2 separate regions of the Homo sapiens genome follow, and region 1 is linked to region 2. Evidence: read pairs that join two places in POLR2A ChIA-PET (ENCODE). Cell type or tissue: Panc1. All regions are shown on one strand. Each heading gives the region's core, and the rest is flanking DNA. Links, peaks and the distances in the headings are about the cores only.

Region 1 (2,913 bases), core at 185-2,684, 420 kb before region 2:
ACGCCCTCCAGGACTGACATGGCTCCCTGTAAATGTAAACCCCCAAACCAGAGACTCAGTTATAGGATACATATATTAGGGAGTTTGGTATGGTGAGTGAGCACTTAGGGTTGGGGTTCAAGTCTTGTTTCGGTTACTCTGTGACTTTGGACAAGTTTCTTAACCTCTCTGAGCATTTAAAAAATCTCATCTGCAAAATGGGAAGGTATGATCTAATTTATTAATAATTTATTCTTTATGAGGTCTCAAGCTCCTGGGATTCTTCTGAGGCTTCAATGGGACAATGAATCTAAAGCACTTAGCAAGGTGTTTGGCAGAGTCAGCCCTCCCCAAATGGCTGTTTTTGTTGTTGTTGCAACTAGTAAAACAGAGAAATTCACCTGAGAGTTCCTAGGGAGCTTAGTCTATTTTCTGTTGCTTATAATGGAATACCTGAACCTGGAAGCCCAAGGTCAAGGGGGTGCATCTGGTAAGAACCTTGTTGGTGATTCTCTGCAGAGTCCCGAGGGGGCTCAGAGCATCACATGGCAGTGGGGCTGAGGTGCTAGTTCAGGTGTCCCTTCCTCTTCCTATAAAACCACTGGTCCGGTCAGGCACAATGGCTCACACCTGTAATCCCAGCACTGTGGGAGGCGGAGGTGGGCAGATCTCTTAGGCTCAGGAGTTTGAGACCAGACTGGGCAACATAGTGAAACCCCAACTCTACAAAAAATACAAAAATTAGCCAGGCATAGCGGTGCAGGCTTGTAGTCCCAGCTACTCGGTGGGCTGAGGTGGGAGGACTGTTTGGGCCCAGGAGGCAGAGGTTGCAGTAAGCTGAGATTGTGCCACTGCACTCCAGCCTGGGCAACAGAGCAAAACCCTGTCTCAAAAAAAAAAAAAAAAAAAAAAAGCCTCTAGTCCTACTCCCATGATCACTCATTAATCCATTAAACCATTAATCTATTAATCCATGAGTATATTAATCCATTCATGAGGCATAGCCCTCATAACCCAATCACTGCTTAGAGGCCCCACCTCTCAATATTACCACATTGGGGATTAAGTTTCAACATGAGTTTTGGAGGGGACAAATATTCAAGCCATAGCAGAAGCTTAGAAGGTCTTCTTTGGCAGGTGTTAATATTATCCTACATTTAGTAAGGGAGGCTATGGAGACCCAGAGAGATCAAGGAAGAGTCAGAAAAGAAACAAGACCCAGGCCCCACCCCTCCAGGACGGAGGGTGAGACATGCTCTGCTGAGGATGATCACAGGAGCAGCTGGACATGCCCCAGAGCTGTGGCCTGGGGGTAGGAGGGAGGATGCCTGGATGTGAAATCAGAAGATGGGAATTTAAATCCCTGCTTGACAACCTCATAGCCGCGTCATCCTGGGCCAGTCACTCGTCTTCTCTGACCCTCGGTTTCTTAACCTTCAGTAGGGAAAAAATCACAGAGGACAGAATCGAGGGAAGAGTGCCTTGTAAAGCCCAAGTGCCCTAACGGAGCCAAGGGGCTCCATTTATTTACTTTTTTTTTAAAATTTTAATTTTGAGACAGAGTCTCGCTCTGTTGCCCAGGCTGGAGTGCAGAGGCGTGATCTCAGCTCACTGCAACCTCCGCCCCCCAGGTTCAAGCGATTCTCCTACCTCAGCTTCCCAAGTAGCTGGGATTACAGGTGCCCACCACCATGCCTGGATAATATTTTTATTTTTAGTAGAGACTAGGTTTCATCACGTTAGTCAGGCTGGTCTCGAACTCCTGACCTCAGGTGATCGGCCTGCCTCGGCCTCCCAAAGTGCTGGGATTACAGGCGTGAGCCACCGCACCCAGCCTTATTTTTGTTTTTATTAAAAACTTTTTTTAGGCCGGGCGCAGTGGCTCACGTCTATAATCCCAGCACTTTGGGAGGCCAAGGCGGGTGGATCACTTGAGGTCAGGAGTTTGAGACCAGCCTGGGCAACATAGTGAAACCCCATCTCTACTAAAAATACAAAAATTAGCTGGGCATGGTGGCACATGCCTGTAATCCCAGCTACTCGGGAGGCTGAGGCAGGAGAATCGCTTGAACCTGGGAGGAGGAGGTTGCAGTAGGCTGAGATCGTGCCACTGCACTCCAGCCTGGGCGACAGAGCGAGACTCTGTCTCAAAAAATAATGATAACTTTTCTTAGCGATAAGATCTCTCTGTCACTCAGGCTGGAGTGCAGTGACACGATCATAGCTCATTGCAGCCTGGGCTCAAGTGATCCTCCCACCTCAGCCTCCAGGGTAGCTAGGGCTACAGGCACACACCACCATGCTGGCTAATTCTTTTAATTTTTTGTAGAGACTTGTAGAGTCTTTTTATGTCACCTAGGCTGGTCTAGAACTGCTGGCCTCAAGCAATCCTCCCACCTCTGCCTCCCAAAGTTCTGGGATTACAGGTGTGAGCCACTGCATCCAGCTCTGAGAGGCTCCATTTAGACCTACACTTGCACACAGACCTGCCCCTGTGCTCTGGAGACCATCAGCAGGTGCTCATGCCCATACACACGTGTGCACACCAGCTAACATTTGGTCACAAATCTCCAAGGTGACAGCAGAAAGTTGATGAGCCAGCAATTTAGGTTATAAGGCGAGCATTTTGGGTGTGGTGGCATGTGCCTGTAGTCCCAATTACTTGGAGAGTTAACGCAGAAGGATCACTTCAGCCCAGGAGTTCAAGGCTACAGTGAGCTACTGCACTTCAACCTGGGCAACAGAGCAAGACTCAGTCTTATAAAATAAATTAAAATAAAAAGATAAAAAGTTAGGCCAGGCACAGTAGTGGCATATATCCATAATCCCAACATTTTGGAAGGCCAAGGTGGGAGGATCACTTCAGCCCAGGAGTTCGAGACCAGCATGGGCAACATAACAAGACCTCAAAGTACAAAATAAAAACTAGCTGGG
Region 2 (2,913 bases), core at 157-2,656:
TAGCACACTGTGCAGTACACAGTAGCTCTAATTATTGAATGTCCACAGTATGCCAGCATTATGCCCGTTACAGGAAGTGCTTATATGAATAAGGCAGATTCCTCACCTTCGAGGAGTTTATTGGCTTATGGATAGGACAGGCGAGCAAACATTTACTACACAGTACTTTGGGAGTGGTGCTGGCTAGAAGGAGTGGCACCGTCTGTCTACAGTTTTGGAATAGATCTTCCCAACTCTGGATAAAGTTAACTGTGTAAGAACAGAGACTGAACTCATGACCTTAAATAATGGGAACATAATAAAAAATAATTGTGGTATAGCAGCTGGCCATTTCCAGAGAGAGGGCGTAAATTGTCACCGCAGCCAGTGATTTCATTTTATCCTCCTCAAAGCCTTATAAGATTTGATGATGAGTAACTGAAGAGGGGAGTGTGGCTTTTTCTGGGGCCTTCAGACAAGTAATTGTCCCTCAGGCCCTGAGGGATAAAGATAAAGATAGGCAGGGTCAGTGCTATGGGTTATGTGCCCCCTACCTGTCCCATGGAGGGAAAACTAAGTAGCAAAATGGCCACAGGGTAATGTGGGGAGGCTGGTCAGAGCCTGAGGGATCTATAAGCTACCAGTAAGCAGATCATTTTTTTTTTTCCCCAGAGACGGAGTCTTGCTCTATTGCCCAGGCTGGAGTGCAGTAGCGTGATCTCGGCTCACTGCAACCTCCACCTCCTGTGTTCAAGCAATTCTGCCTCAACCTCCTGAGTAGCTGGGATTATAGGCGCCCGCCATCATGCCCAGCTAATTTTTGTATTTTTAGTAGAGATGGGGTTTCACCATGTTGGCCAGGCTGGTGCCCGGCCCAGATCATTTTTATGCTGTCAAATAATTTAGGAAAATGCCTTCTTGCAGGTGGAAGTGAAACTGTCTACCCTGCTCTCCCTTAGTAGGACATAGGGCAATGGAAGGAGAAGTGGAAGAGTGTGACAGAGGGCAGCCTGCCCCGTGGCTGTGCCAGTGATCTCTGCACACTGGGCTCCATCTAGGGCACAACCTAGCCTGGATCGGATACCCTGCTTTGTGTGTGCCATGTCATTTTTGTCTTTCCCCTCACATGCATATGATACTTTACAGGGCATAGAGTCCCGTCAGCCCTGAGAAGCAGGCACTTGTCACTTCTCAGGAAACTGAGACTCAGAGAAAGTAAGCAAACTATCCAAGATCAAATGATTAGAGAGTAGAAATCTTAAGACCAGAGCTCAGTTTGCTGGCTCTGAGACCAGTGCATCTACTGTTACAGATGCTTCCTTCCTTCCTTGGGGGTGTGGGTTTGGATTTTTGCTAAGAAGGAGTGGTTCCCCCAAGTGGGTCAATGGATCCTTGGAGACAAAGCTTCTCTCCTTTTCCTGATACAACTTTTATATGGGAGGTTTACAGGAACATCAGGAAGGCAGTTGAATTAGTCCATTCTCAAGCTGCTTATAAAGACATACCCAAGACTGGGTAATTTATAAAGTAAAAGAGGTTTAATGGACTCAGTTCCATGTGGCTGGGGAGGCCTCACAATCATGGTGGAAGGTGAAAGACGTATCTTACGTGGCAGAGAACAAGAAAGAAAATGAGAGCCAAGTGAGAGGGGTCTCCCCTTATAAAACCATCAGATCTCATGAGACTTATTCACTACCATGAGAACAGTATGGGGGAACTGCCCCCATGGTTCAATTATCTCCACCCAGGCCCTCCCAAAACACGTGAGAATTATGGGAACTACAATTCAAGATGAGATTTGGGTGGGGACACAGCCAACCATATCAGCAGTGAAGGGGGCCCCAGCGTCAGATAAAGAGGTAGGAATGCTCCACCAACTGCTGCCATCTCTCCTGTGACCTTGAGCAGGTCACTGTACCTGTGTCTGGGGTCCTTGTCAGCTATAGGGAGTCATGTTCCCTTCCCTGCCTACCTTCTGGTGATGATGTGAATCAAATGAAACAAGCAATATCAGAAACAGCTTGAGAATGTCAAAAGTACAATACAAACCCAAAGCATGATTCTGAACATCTTCATACAAAAATGAGAGCTGGTGGCCCTCAGGTTGCTTCTTTCATTTCTTTCATTCATTCACGCAATGCTAAAAAAATGTTGAATACATTCCCTGCGCCAGACTCTGCATTAGGTAGTGGGGACACAAGGGAGTCCCCAAGCTTTGAGGAATTCAAAGGGAGGAGAGACAGATTCAAACCAATAATTATGACACATAGATGGGAGGCCTTTTATTTTTGTTTTGTTTTGAGACAGGGTCTCCCTCTGTCACCCAGGCTCGATCGCAGTGGCGCAATCATAACTCACTGCAGCCTTGACCTTCCAGGCTTAAGTGATCCTCTCACCCCAGTCTCCCAATCAGCTGGGACCATGGGTGTCTACCACCACACTTGGCTAATTTTTTTTTTTTTTTTTTTTTAGTTTTTTGTAGAGATGGGGTCTCCCTGTGTTGCTGAGATTGGTCTCAAACTCCTGGGCTCAGGGCTCAAGCAATCCTCCCGCCTCAGCCTCTGAGTAGCTAGGAAGAATGCAGGCTTGCACCACTGCATCCAACTAATTTTTAAATATCTTATAGAAACAGGGTCTCACTCTGTTGCCCAGGCTTGTCCTGAGCTCCTGGCCTCAGCGATCTTCCCACCTTGGCCTCCCGAAGTGTTGGGACTGCAGGCATAAGCCACTGCACCCAGCTGGTGTGAGGCCTTTTAAAGAGGTGACCACAGCCAGGGAGCCCTGCATTGAGGTGCCCACAGATGCTGTGGAATGTGGGGTTGGGGGGCAGTGAGCAACAGTTGGAGCCAGAGAAGACCCCACAAGAGGAGGATGAGTAGGGGGCTGATGGAAAGGGGAGGGAGAAGGGAAAGGGCAGAGGAAACATCAGGCACA

What was found. ChIA-PET counts read pairs that join two places held together with the same protein. Peaks named below come from ENCODE experiments on the same cell type or tissue, not always from the same donor. Only the 100,000 strongest peaks of a DNase experiment are listed, where the experiment ranks them.
Region 1: POLR2A ChIA-PET joins it to region 2 with 11 read pairs; 2 of 35 experiments call an interaction of 5 or more read pairs at or near these places.

What each region holds. Positions count from the first base shown.
Region 1 is chr1:26,347,789-26,350,701 of GRCh38, reverse strand. All of the region lies in intron 1 of CRYBG2 (crystallin beta-gamma domain containing 2), which reads left to right. Among named protein-coding and RNA genes, the nearest start is that of CRYBG2, 4.9 kb to the left of the region's middle. RefSeq lists an enhancer at 487-1,333. In Panc1, for the core only: no CTCF peak of the experiment used is centred there; a DNase peak (open chromatin) is centred at 1,311.
Region 2 is chr1:25,929,744-25,932,656 of GRCh38, reverse strand. No RefSeq gene overlaps it. Among named protein-coding and RNA genes, the nearest start is that of MIR3917, 25 kb to the right of the region's middle. In Panc1, for the core only: no CTCF peak of the experiment used is centred there; no DNase peak of the experiment used is centred there.